Linked DNA regions of Homo sapiens: region 1 is linked to region 2. Evidence: chromatin contacts called from ENCODE Hi-C or POLR2A ChIA-PET data. All regions are on one chromosome and are shown on one strand. The core of a region is the stretch at or near the end of the contact, and the rest is flanking DNA. Distances in the headings are between cores, read along the strand shown. Region 1 holds the start of IDH2 (isocitrate dehydrogenase (NADP(+)) 2). Region 2 holds the start of KLHL25 (kelch like family member 25).

Region 1 (6,103 bases), core at 725-3,224, 4.3 Mb after region 2:
GGAGTGAAGGAAGGCTAGATAAGTAATTCTGCCACTGAGCCGTTCACAGAACTGGTCCGCACTGCCCCAAGCTCTAACTTACCAGAAACATCACCAGCAGTCGCTGGAAGCCTATGGCGTTGCAAAATAGGAAAAGATGCGTGCAGGAATTACCAGGCAGCAAAGACACGGGGCTCTTTTAGCCCCAAAATATTCTTTCCTTGTCATCAAGGGGAATGCCAAGTATTCTGTCTCCAGCTGCGTTGCCAGGTAACAAGCTGGCAGAGTCGCAACTGTAGAGTCTGATGTCCAACTCCAACACCAAGCAATTTCCCCATTCATAACCAACCCACATGGGGACTTCTAGAAGGGCCTGCAACTGACTGCTTTTTCTGTATCCAAATTCAGGACCCTTAAAAGGCGCTTTGTGTTCCTGTTTGTGTGTGTTTTTCGGGTTGTTTGTTTCTTTTTTTTTTTTTTACCATCAAGGCAGAAAAAAAGGGAGAATTAAAGAATGTGGCTAACTTCCACCATATTTTTGCTGAAGGTGGTGTGCTATATGGGAATCTTTGGGTCCTGGGGCACTTGGAACCTGGGAGTTGTTGGGCAGATCCCTGAGGTAGATTCCCAGAGGTACAAAAGCAGACATGCCCCTTTCTCCTTGGCAGGGAAGGTAGGACTGGGGCCCAAGCCTCCCTACCCCCCCGGCTCTAGTCAGCTGCTCCCACAATCCGGTTAACCATTACCTCCTCTGGCCAGGTCAGGGCCAGCGGGCCCCATCCCCTCTTCCTCACTCTCCTGGCTCACTGCAAGGGGCTCCTGGCCAGATTAGGATAGGGGTTTCCATGGCAACAGGCATTAGGCAGGGCCAAGGGACCTACATTGTTCCCTGCCTTTTGTAGCTGTGTTGGGTAGCCAGGGTGAGGGGGCAGGCCGATGCCCACACGCCAAGCAAGGCAGCCTGCGTTGGCAACGGAGGCTCGGGCTAAGTCTTGCTTATTACGACCCGACTACTGTCTTCCCTCCTAAGCAGGGAACTAAGGGTACCCAGAAGCCGTGGGAACGATTCCGCAAAGTGACATTTTGCGCGGGCTGCCAGGTCTCTGCGGCGAGTGAGCCAGGCAGGGAGGGCATGTGCCTGCCAAGGCAGGTCAAGTCAAGGAGAGGCCCCAGGATGGAGCCTCAAGTGCAGCGATGAAGGCGAAGGGGTGGGGGTGGGGGCGGCCAAACAAAAGGGGAAAATTAAAAAGGACGCTCCTCCAGCTGTCGTGTAAAAGGCTCCAAAAATAGCTGACGTGGGCCTGGTATCAGCGCGCGCCTGGCTGAAAAGGAAGGGGAAGTGCATGTCTCCCGCCTCCCAGCCTTTGTCTGAGCAGGGGCCGAGCCACGACCCTCCCTCTCGCCAGGGGAGCGCGCGGGGTGCTCCAGCCCCCCACGGGTGCTCGTCTCGTTCCAGGGGCGCAGGGCGGGCAGGCCACCCTTCGGGTCCGGGACACTCTCAGGACCCCCTCCCGAAATACCTAGGGGCGCGCGGCAGCCCCGAGCCCCCGCCCGCGCAGAGCTGGCCGTCGCCCGGGCCACCAGTTGCCACCGTCCCTCAAGTCCCCACCCCAGCGCCTGGCACGGCCGGGAAGCGCCGGGCGGGGGAGCGCGGAGCGAAGCTGCCCCGCGGCCCTTTGTGCGCCTGACCCCGCCGTCCCCGGGCTGCGGGCTGGCGGGACGTGCTTCCCGGCCCCAGCCTGGGAAGCCGCCACGTCGCAGCTGGGGGCGCGCGCCTGCCTGGACCCTCCGCGCGGCACTCACAGTGGCGCCGCGGCTGCTCTTGCGAGGTGGGGGCTGTCAGGGCCGCCGGCGCCCAGGCCGGCCGCGAGCCTGAGGCTCTGCAGAGCGAGCGCACGACCCGCAGGTAGCCGGCCATCCCAAGCTGGAGAGCGAACGAGCAGGGCGGGAGAGGTCCGAGCGCGCGCCGCTCCTCCCGGCTGCCTGGCCGCGGGCTAACGCTGGGCCTGGCGGGCGCTGGCCGCGCGGGCACCACCGGGGCGGGGCTGCCGGGCCTGCCGCCCCATTGGGCCTTGCCGGGGAGGAGGCGGGGCCAGGGCCGCCGACGCCTCCAGCGTCCCGCGGGAGCCGGGACCCGGCGGCCAGGCCCGGCTGGTGCTTCTCTGGGCGCCGCTGAAAGCCCAGCTCCGCAGGAGCTACAGGCGTGAGACCCACCGGGACCCGCGAGCGGGATCAGGGCTGGGGGATTAGCAGAGCCGCTTGCGAGGCTGACCCTCTCCAGGATGCCCCATGTAAACCTGGATGTCAGTTTCTGACGCTTTAGCTTAAACCCAAAAGCCAATCTGAGCGAACTCTTGCTTCCCTCGCCTGCCGGGCTGAACCCAAAGGCGCATTAGCCCAGTGCGGCTGCTTCATTCTTGAGCTAAGACCGCCGGCGGCGTCTGCGCCTCCGCGAGTCCGCTGTCAGGTCCAGCTGGTGTAGAGAGAGTTGAAATCTCACTTTGGGCCGGGCGCGGTGGCTCACGTCTGTAATCCTAGAACTTTTGGGAGGTCGAGGCAGGCGGATCACTTGAAGTCAGGAGTTCGAGACCAGGCTGGCTAACATAATGAAACCCCTGTCTCTACTAAAAATACAAAAATTGATCGGGCATGGTGGCGCGCGCCTGTAATCCCAGCTACTCAGGAGGCTGAGGCGGGAGAATCACTTGAACCTGAGAGGCAGAGATTGCAGTGAGCTGAGATCATGCCACTGCACTCCAGCCTGGGCAACAGAGTGAGACTCCGTCTCAAAAAAAAAAAAAAAAAACCACGAAAAAAGAAATATGATTGGACCAGAAGGCCAATAACCTGAGTGGGGAAACCCAGCAAGTCCTGTCCGTGTAGATTCTTCTTGACCTTTCTCTGCAGCATTCCTTCCTTCTGAGTACGGGGCAGGACTCTCTCTGGGATGGAGGGGTCTTAGGACCTGCAAGCAAACAAGGTAGGTCAGATAATTTATGGCCAGTTTTTACCCAGAAATGTGTGGGAGAAAGAGTAATATTTTTGGGTTCGATGTCTGGCTTTGGGGGAGAAGGGCTCTGGTTTCTATGACCTGCCTTGAGGAAGAAGGATTCCAGTTTCTATGGCTGGCCTCGGAGGAGAGTGAGGGGCCAAAGACAGGAGGGAGGGAGAGGGTCAGAGAGAGCTGCTCCTGAGGCCTGCATTTTGGGGTGTTGTTTTCTGAGACCCTAGAGTAGTCAAACAGCCACAGTAGAAACAGTTCCATTTTTGCCTGTTTGCATATAAAAGATGGGTTTGTTTGTTTGTTTTAATTAAAAATAGAGATGGGGGGATCTCACTATGTTGCCCAGGCTGGTCTCCAGCTCCTAAGCTTAAATGATCCTCCCGCCTCGGCCTCGCAAAGCACTGGGATTACAGGTGTGAGCCACTGCACCTGGCCACAAAAGACAGTTGTAATTGATTCTGCCACAAACAAAGTTTCTCTCTTCATCTGTTTTCTTAAACTAAGACACCAGCTGAGGGCTGGGTTTTATTTGGAAAAACCTGACCTCTTTCCCTTCTCTGCTTTCCCAGTCACGCTAATTCACTCCAAATAGGAGCAACCTTTCTCTTCTGTGTTCTCAGCCCTCCCCTCCACTACCTCACAGTCAACATTGCCAGGTGGAGCTGGACCAGGAAGGTGACCTTCAACTAGTGACTTCAAAGCTCCCCTCACCAAGTCCTAGCCGGCAGAACTACTACTCTGGCCATGGGATCCAGAAGGCTGAGCCCAAGGGAGGGCTGCTTTTGGGCCCCCCAGAGTCTGAGGCCTCTGTCAAAGGCCTGGTCTTGGGCCAGCTTGTGCCAGAAAGACCCCTTATCCCTTTGACTCTGTTCAGAATTCTGTTGCTCCAAACACAAGTAGAGACCATGGAAGCCTCTGGCATTTGACTTTCCTGCCAACCTGGTATTATCAGGTGCCTGGATCTCAATGTCCACACCTGTAAACTGGAAGACTGGACCCCTGAAGATCCTTCTGGTCCAAACAATCAGACTTACGTATGTCAGCCACCCATACTGCCACCTCTGAAATGGCGGTAATGAAATTGCTGTCCCCCTCCCCCCACCAAGGACTTGCCCCTTTCTCTGCATGTTGGACTCATATCTCAGAGGCCTGGCCAGAGGCAGCACTGTAGGTGTGTTCCAGAGTCTGGTCTTTGCCTGCTGAGGGATCAGAGGGGGAGCACTTGTGTGCCTTGTAAGCACAGCAGCAGCTGGAGGCAATTGAGGCAAAATCTTTAAACGGATTCTAACTACCTGCCTCCCAGGGCCCCAGCTCCACGCCAGCCTTTCCCGTAAATCCTGTTTGGTGAGGCAGCTGATGCCAGCTCCATTTGGCTCGTAGAGGTTACCACACTTGCTCAATGTCACACTGCTGGGAAGCAGTAAAACTCCAGTTCAAATCAACATACCTGGCCCATATTCCATTACTGTTTTTTTGTTTTTTCCGAGACAGGGTCTCACTCTGTTGCCCAGGCTGGAGTGCAATGGTATGATCATGGCTCCCTGAAGCCTCGACCTCCCGGGCTCAAGTGATCCTCCCACCTTAGCCTCCTCAGTAGCTTGGACAACAAGAACATGCAACCATGCCCGGCTAATTTTTTTTCTGTTACTTTTTGAAGGAGAAAGAGGGAGAAACCACAGCCCCTATTTATTGTGCTGGTCTGGAATTCCTGGTGATGGTAACTATTGGCCCTGAAAGCTGCTGCAGAGAAAGATGGTGTTTAAAGGAAAGGGGCTCAGATCCTCCCATCTGGGGTCAGTGGAATTGAAAATTTCCACCCCTCCACATTTTCAATCAAACCCCAATTTGTCATTGAATTTAGGTCACGTGCAAGTTCCCTGTGGAGGCACAAAAATTTGTATCACTCCGTCCCCACCCTCTGGGAGCCAGACACACATGTATACAATCACCATAAACCCAGGCACAAGAGAAAAATGTCTGCTGGGCGTGGTGGCTCACACCTGTAATCCCAGCACTTTGGGAGGTCAAGGCAAACTCCTTGAGCTCAGGAGTTTGAGACCAGCTTGGTCAGCAGAGTGAGACCTTAATCTCTATTTTAAAAAAAAAAAAGAAAGAAAGTGTCCCAAGAGGAGTGTAGATGACGCTTGAAACATCTGGCAAGGAGAAAAGCACCTCGGATGCAGGGGCCCCTGGAGAGCCTGGGGGAGGAGCGTCCATCTAGCTGCCTCTTCAAAGAGCTCTGAGGTCTGGGGGGAGGCCGGACAGGACAGCTGGGAGCAGTCAGGGACTCACATTTCTTTTTCTTTTTTCTTTGGAGACAGAGTCTTGCTCTGTTGCCCAGGCTGGTATGCAATGGTGGGACTCGGCTCACTGCAACCTCTGCCTCCGAGGTTCAAGCAATTCTCCTGTCTCAGCCTCTCAAGTAGCTGGGATTACAGGTACGCACCACCATGCCCAGCTAATTTTTGTATTTTGAGTAGAGATGGGGGTTTCACCATGTTGGCCAGGCTGGTCTTGAACTCCTGACTTCAGGTGATCAGCCCACCTCGGCCTCCCAAAGTGCTAGGATTACAGGCATGAGCCACCACGCCCAGGCTCTTTTATTTTATTTTATTTTATTTTATTTTATTTTATTTTATTTTTGAGATGGAGTCTTGCTCTGTTGCCCAGGCTGGAGTGCAGCAGTGTGATCTCAGCTCAGGGCAACCTCTGCCTCCGAGGTTCAAGTGATTCTCTTGCTTCAGTCTCCCAAGTAGCTGGAATTACAGGCACAAGCCACCGCACCAGTCTTTTTCTTTCTTTCTTTCGAGACAGGGTCTCACTCTTTGCCCAGGTTGGAGTGCAGTGGTGCAGTGGTGCAGTGGTGCAATCTCAGCTCACCGCAGCCTCGACCTCCCAGGCCCAAGCAATCCTCCCTCCTCAGCTTCCCGAGTAGCTGGGACTACAGGTGCATGCCTGGCTAATTTTTGCATTTTTTGTAGAGACAGGGTTTCAGCATGTTTCCCAGGCTGTTCTGGAACTCCTGGGCTCAAGTGATCCTCCCACCTTGGCCTCCCAAAGTGCTGGCATTACAGGAGTGAATCCCGCGGGGACTCACATTTCATCCAGCCAACATTCCAG
Region 2 (6,476 bases), core at 1,972-4,471:
AGGGAACAAAAACAAAAAAGGGAAAGGGGAGCCCGGCATGACTGACACCCACTTGGTGCCAGACCCCATTCTAGGGGATTCTGCATAGTATGGTGGTTAACCTTCACCATACCCCTGAAAAAAGCTAACAAAGCTCAATGAGGTTAAGGAACTTGATCACAGACCCACAGCATTTGAACCCCAGTCTGGTGCCAAAGCCCATGCTCTTTCCACTGCTCCTGGGTTAAAAGGACTTAACAGGGAGCCCTTCCTATCCCCAAACCCCTTCGCTTCCCCACCTAATCCCACAGCACCCCTTCCCCAGTTTCTAACAGCCCCAGAAGGACCTGGAGGCAGTATGGGATGATTATGCCTTGAAGATGACAGGTGTCAGCTTTTGACAGCTTTAGGTTGGTATGGCAATGAGGTGGTCAAGGAAAGGGGTTGGAACCTACTGTAGGGGCTGGGCTGACTTCCATCAGCTGGGGATAGCTGCTGATTGATAAGTCCTGTTGGGATGCTGTGACTGAAAGCTGTGGATGCTTAAGTTCTCCCTCCTCCCTCCTCCCCTGCACCTCCCTCCTCTACCCCCAGCTTGTTCCAACTAAGTGTTTCCTGGTGAGGAAAATGCTTCAACAGCCTTGGCTGGCTGAGGCAATTAAATTATGAAATTTACCACATTAGATGAAAACCAGCATCTCAATCAACCAATTCATTTGTGTCTGGCCACTCTGTTTTCTTGTGCCAGCTCTGCCCACACTGGCCAGGCTATGCCTACACTGCCTGGTGGTACAGAGGGACTAGGGGCTCAGACAATGGGCTGGTCTTTGGGACCAGGGGGTAGGTTCTCCCAGGACCCCCAGAGAAGAGAGGCTGCATCCAGAAGCCATCCAGCTTCCTACAAATGCGCTGGACTGCTGACTGTGCGGCCAGACACTACGGACGAGAGCAAACCTTCTACCACCTCCCACTTGCATTCTCCATGGCCTCAACCTGTGCCTATCTTGAGGCTGGCAATGAATTGGGCCTCTGGGAGAAGTGTGGGTGAGCGACAGGACAAAGGTGGCTGCCCTACACCTCGAATCTGGGCGATGACATGCCTTTCTCATCTTAGTCAAGGCATCCTCTCCCCAGGAAGCCTTGCCCACCTGTGTCTCCTTCTCTCCTCTTGCTGCCTCTATCACTACGATGTGTCAGGGCCCCTAATCCATGTGCCAGCACTCCCTCATCTAGGTGCTCACTAAAGGAAGAGTCTCCAGCACCTAACTCAGGGCCTGGCACACAGCAGGTGCCCAATCAAGTCTGTTCAAACAATGAATCAATCAATCAATCAGTCACAAACCACCCACTAAATAACACTCTCACTCATCCTACCCTTCCCCCCGCCCCCGCCCAAGTGATAGACGGGACGAACCAAGCTTGCTTTCACTGGGTAATTGTTCTCTTTTCTTCCTGCTCTCTTCTGCCCACACGGGGTGCCCGCAGATTTAAAACGCTATTAAGGGGCATCGGGCTGCAGAACCTGCTTCCGATGTGGAGCATGCAATTTGCCTATAGCTCTTCTCTCCGCACCACATACATAAATCCAACTGCAGCCCAAGACCCCAGGATGAAGGTGTCTTCCATTTCTACCTCCCTTTTATCAACCACCCTGGAGTCACTGCCTGACAAATGACTCAAAACTGAAATAGCTGCCAGGCCGGAAAAAGACTGACTACGTCAACCTTCACAGGCACAGCTTGTGGACCCAAGAGCCTCCGGTCTTGGGACACCAAATGGACCCTGAGGTGGGGTAGACTTTGTGTCCTACTCTTCCCCAGACCCCCACGCAAGCCTTCACCAACATGCCAGGAATCCTCACAGCTCAGATCAGCACACTGAGCATCAGTTCCTCCTATGAATGGGGAGACTGGGACCCAGGGTCCCAGAGGGCTTGGCCCCATAACGGTCACTGGAATCTGGTCCAGGATACAGACCGTGGAATCCTGCCTCCTCTCCTGGTGCTACTGCTAACTTCCTTCCCTTCCTCTCTCTATTGGGCCGATAGAGTGGAACCAAATGGTCCAGACACCTGGCATTCTCTGCCCTGACTACCGAGGAGAGTCAAAGTCCAGCCCGCCTTCCCCAAGGTCAAATTCACCGGGATCCAGCAGGACCCAAGAGCGTCCAGATTAAATCTGCAGGGGCCTGGGTCCGCCCCCTCACCCACAGTTCGTTGGGTCAGGCCTCTAGAGAGATGTTTCTTTGTTCAAAGACAATGGGAATGCACTTTGGGGGCTTAGAGCAGCAACACAAAAAAAGTATCTGGTATCTCCCGGGCACAATCCCCCAAGAGAAAAGCTTCTAAAGCAACTACGAAAGAGACAGGGGGAGTGGGGGCGTAACATCGCGCGGTGTGTCTCGGAGCCAGGGCAAGTGTGGTAATTAGAGTCAGGCTAGAGGGCTTGCTCTGGACCTGCCAGTCTGGCCGCCACCCAGGTGGACAGGTGGGTGTGCCTTTGAGTGCGACCTTTCTCTGCCGCTGGACAGTTCTGCAAACCGAAACGAGGGACCCTGGCAGGCGGAACGTGAACGGCTCGGGGCTCCGCGGCCAGGCCCGCGCAAACCCTCCCCTTGTGAACCCCGGGCCCTCGCTCTGCGCCAGGCAGGCAGCCATCCGGCCTGGGCGTCCAAGGCGCGGGGCATCGCCGCTCGCGTCCTCAAAGACAAGCAGTCTCTCTTTCCAGGATCAATAGTAATTTTTTAAAAAAAAGAGTCTGCGGACTCAATGAATCAACCACTCCCTGGGGAAAGAGTAGCGGCTCCCGCGCGCAACATCCATTTGCCAAACAATTCATTCCCTCGCGCAGAGCTCTCGGCGAATTCCCTCGCGGAGCCGCGGGGTGCCGGCCGGCCGCCGCTCCCCACCATTGTCCCAGGGCCCCGGCCCCAGCCGCGGGGCCCCCTCCCGGGACACGTAGTCCCGCGGGGGCTCCGAGCGCTTGGTCCCGGCCCGGCCCGGGGTGGTGAGTCCCCAGCGCAGGGAGCGGGGGCGCGGGTGCTGCGGCCAGAGCACGGCGTCCCCGCCCGGCCTGGATACTCACTGCCGGAGACGATCCCCGCCGCCGCCGCCGCCTCAGAGACCACTCCCGGCAGCCCGCGCGAGCTCAACAGGCTCCGCCGCGGCTCCCGTCGGCCGGCTCTCCACAGGCAAAAACGCTCTCGCTGCGATACAGCCTAGGCGCCGCCAACAAACTAGTTTCTCCGGCCTTCCCGCCCCGCCTCCCGGCCCGAAGAGCAGCAGCCAATCAGAGGCATCGCCTCTGTGACGGATGGGCAGCCGAACCCTTCAGTGCAGCCGCAGAAAAGAAGGGGGTGGGCCCCAGGCCGCGCCGGCACCGGGGGGTGGGGGGCCGGGGGCGGGGAGGGGGGGGGACCGGGGGCGGGGCGGGGCGAGGAAAAGGACTTCGACCAGATTCTTAAAGAGACAGGCGCCTGCCCAACCCCGCCGCCCAAGTTTGGGAACAAAACGCGACGGTGTTCTAGAGCTTTCCAGAGGGAGCACTGTAGATTGCATATGCCTCTTTTGTGTTCGGGTCACAAGTGTTGTAGATCTCTTTAGACTCTTCAGAGCCACACTAGTAGTTGCCCGAGTGTTAATGAAACCCTGTCTTTCACTCTGGGCTTGTTTGAATGTTTGGGACTTTCTGCAGCCTCCAAACCCCACCTGTACTTGAAATCTGTATTTTTTGGAGTATTTCAGCTCTCCTCTCTGTGTCATTTCTCACTAAACTCCTTTCGTAAGCCAGCCTTTAAATGTTCGTTCATTCATTCATTCATCCATCCATCCAATAATTTCTTCCAGGAACGTTTCCTGGACGCCCACACCATGCACTCATCTTGGAGGGGGAGAACGGTTTGTGATTCTTCGTCCTTTTCCCTCCTGACTACTACTTCAGCTTACTGTGTGTGTCCAATCTCATCCGTAAAGCGGCAGATAAAAACTCCTCATCGGATTATTTGGGGGATTAAAGGAGACAAATTCCCAGACAAATGAGTGCGCAATAAATGTCCTCTCTTTTCTCCCTCCCAATGAAAATCGATAATTCAAGTAGGTTGCTTAAGGATACAAAAGGTAAAGCATAGAAAGTGATAAGAACGAAAGAGCCAAGCCTGGGGCGGGGAAATTCCCAGGAAGCAGAGGTCACCCTGACGGAGGTGGAGGTGGGAGGTGCAAGGAAGGTCTAAGAAAGTGTACAAAGATTTGGGAGAGGGGATAGGATTGTGACTAGTGGAACCTGGGAAATAGAGCCCCTGGGTAGAAAGCTGCTTAGACAGGACAGATATGCCAGGGTTAAAAGACTGGGAGATGATGAGAAGATACCACCAGGGAAGGCATTTTTGGGAAACAGCTTGATGTTCTGGGTTTGAAGCCCCGCCCTGCCCCTCAAGAGCTGGGTAGGACTGAAGCAGATGGCTCAGACTCTCTGGTGTCTGGTTCTTACTGGTGAAGAGGATTCTAAAACCTTTCTTGCAGGGGTATGGGAAAGATTAAGATAACATATGGAATAGGCCTGGCATGTAGTAAGTGCTCAGTACAGATTTGTGCTTCCATTTGGCCCAGATCTGCAGACATCTAAGGCACCAGGGTTCTGATATTTATGAACAATATTGGCCAGAGGTAAGAAGCTTGCCAAGTGCACTGTTAAGGTGCCTTCTGAAGAGAAAAGGTAGTGAGAGGTGAAGCCAGCTGGACTTTCTGGGTCCAGTGGGGACTTGGAGAACTTTTCTGTCTTACAAGAGGATTGTAAAATGCACCAATCAGCGCTCTGTATCTAGCTAGAGGTTTGTAAAATGTACCAATTAGTGCTCTGTAGAAATGCACCAATCAGCACTCTGTGGCTAGCTAGAGGTTTGTAAAACGGACCAATCAGCACTCTGTAAAATGGACCAATCAGCAGCACATGGGCCTGGACAAATAAGCTAATAAAAGCTGGCCGCCCCCCAGCCAGGAGCAGCAACCCACTTGGGTCCCCTTTGGCGCTGTGGGGGCTTTGTTCTTTCGCTCTCCACGGTAAATTTTTCTGCTGCTCACTCTTTGGGTTCACGCCACCTCTAAGAGCTGTAACACTCACCGTGAAGGTCCGCAGCTTCATTCCTGAAGTCAGCGAGACCACCAACCCACCGGAAGGAACCAGCTCCAACACATTAGCATCAAAGTAATTACTTCATTAAGGAAATGACAGAGATCACATTTGTAGTTTTATCCTGCCGATTTTCTAGCACTAGAGTGTTTATAGAATTGTTGGTTGAATGAAGCTCCACATGCAAAATTGATTCTTGGCAAGTTTATAACTGTTGCTTATTATTTTATGCAGGTTCGCTGTAAAATTATAAGTGCCAACCGCCCAGTAAAATCTGGTCCACATTATAATTTTTTCTCTCTTCAACTCCAAGGCTTAAATTAGGTACTAGAATATATTAAAATCAAATACAGTGTAAGCAATGGGACAAAATCAGACTAAGAACACGTGTGGAGTTAATCGAATTTAGGTACGATTTGAAAGAAGATGAGAGGAAGAGCGGAAGTTTGCCTTGCCATCTATTGCGGACCCTGGAGCATTACCGTCAACGCAGCCCTTACCAGCCAGTGTTGTAATGGCCTGCTTAGCTAGTCCACCTGCTGTGCAGGGAGCTCTGGGAGGGCAGGGACCATGAATTCATCTCAGAACTCTTAGGGCTGCATCAAAGTTGTCTACACAGTTTTGAAATACTGTGAATAAATCTCATATCCGTTAGAATTAGTTTTTACTGCATATGACAGAAAACCCAAAATTAACTGTGACTGAAACAAGATAGAAGTTTCTTGCTTATGCAAAATAAAGCTAAAGTTAAGCTATCCTTTGTTGGCAACTCCACAGTTGTCAGAAACACGGGCTACTGTATTTTTATTCCTTCATCTGTAATGCTTGGTTCCCATTTGCAAGGTTGCCCCATAGTCCAAGATGGCTGCTAGGGCTCCAACTCTGACACCTATATCCCAGACAGTAGGAAGGAATAATGGCGGAAGAGCATGAGATGTGTGTCTTCCAGCCTGGTTAGCTCTATTTATGCAGACTGCAGAAGTCCCACACAACACTTTTGTTTATGGACAGAATTTAGTTTTCCTACCTGCAAGAGCAGCTGGGAAATGTAGACTTTTATGTTAGTACATCACCTCCTCAAAGTCAGGGTTCTGTTAACAAGGAAGAGGGAATAGATGCCTGTTGTCCACCAACAATCCTTACCAATACCTTCCTCCCAGCATTGCCATCTAGCTAGTATTCCTGGTGGCCCAGAATCTGAAGTCTCAGAAATTCTGGGATGATGTATAGAATTCAATATATGTTCGTTAATAGATGATCAAATTCTTGGTTCTTTTTTTTTTTTAAAGATGGGGTTTCACTCTTGTTGCCCGGGCTGGAGTGCAATGGCGCAATCTCAGCTCACCACAACCTCTGCCTCCCGAGTTCAAGCGA

What was found. A loop is a pair of places that touch in the nucleus more often than their neighbours do. ChIA-PET counts read pairs that join two places held with the same protein, here RNA polymerase II (POLR2A).
Region 1: a loop to region 2 is called in a map of CD8-positive, alpha-beta T cell, with 19 times the contacts of the local background. The contact joins the promoter of IDH2 here to the promoter of KLHL25 in region 2. A Hi-C loop is called at or near these places in 1 of 168 maps with a recorded cell type or tissue (CD8-positive, alpha-beta T cell). POLR2A ChIA-PET finds 5 or more read pairs at or near these places in 1 of 52 experiments (GM10248).

The regions. Positions count from the first base shown.
Region 1 is chr15:90,100,494-90,106,596 of GRCh38, forward strand. It overlaps IDH2 (isocitrate dehydrogenase (NADP(+)) 2), which reads right to left and starts at 1,975. Exons shown (of 11, transcript NM_002168.4): 1 at 1,783-1,975. The coding sequence starts at 1,897. IDH2-DT (IDH2 divergent transcript) reads left to right here and starts at 1,639. Exons shown (of 3, transcript NR_149130.1): 1 at 1,639-1,885; 2 at 2,887-2,959. RefSeq lists enhancers at 401-1,256, 1,257-2,111 and silencers at 646-695, 756-845, 1,336-1,405, 1,726-2,185.
Region 2 is chr15:85,791,704-85,798,179 of GRCh38, forward strand. It overlaps KLHL25 (kelch like family member 25), which reads right to left and starts at 3,222. Exons shown (of 3, transcript NM_022480.4): 1 at 3,063-3,222. RefSeq lists silencers at 2,893-3,192, 3,343-3,412.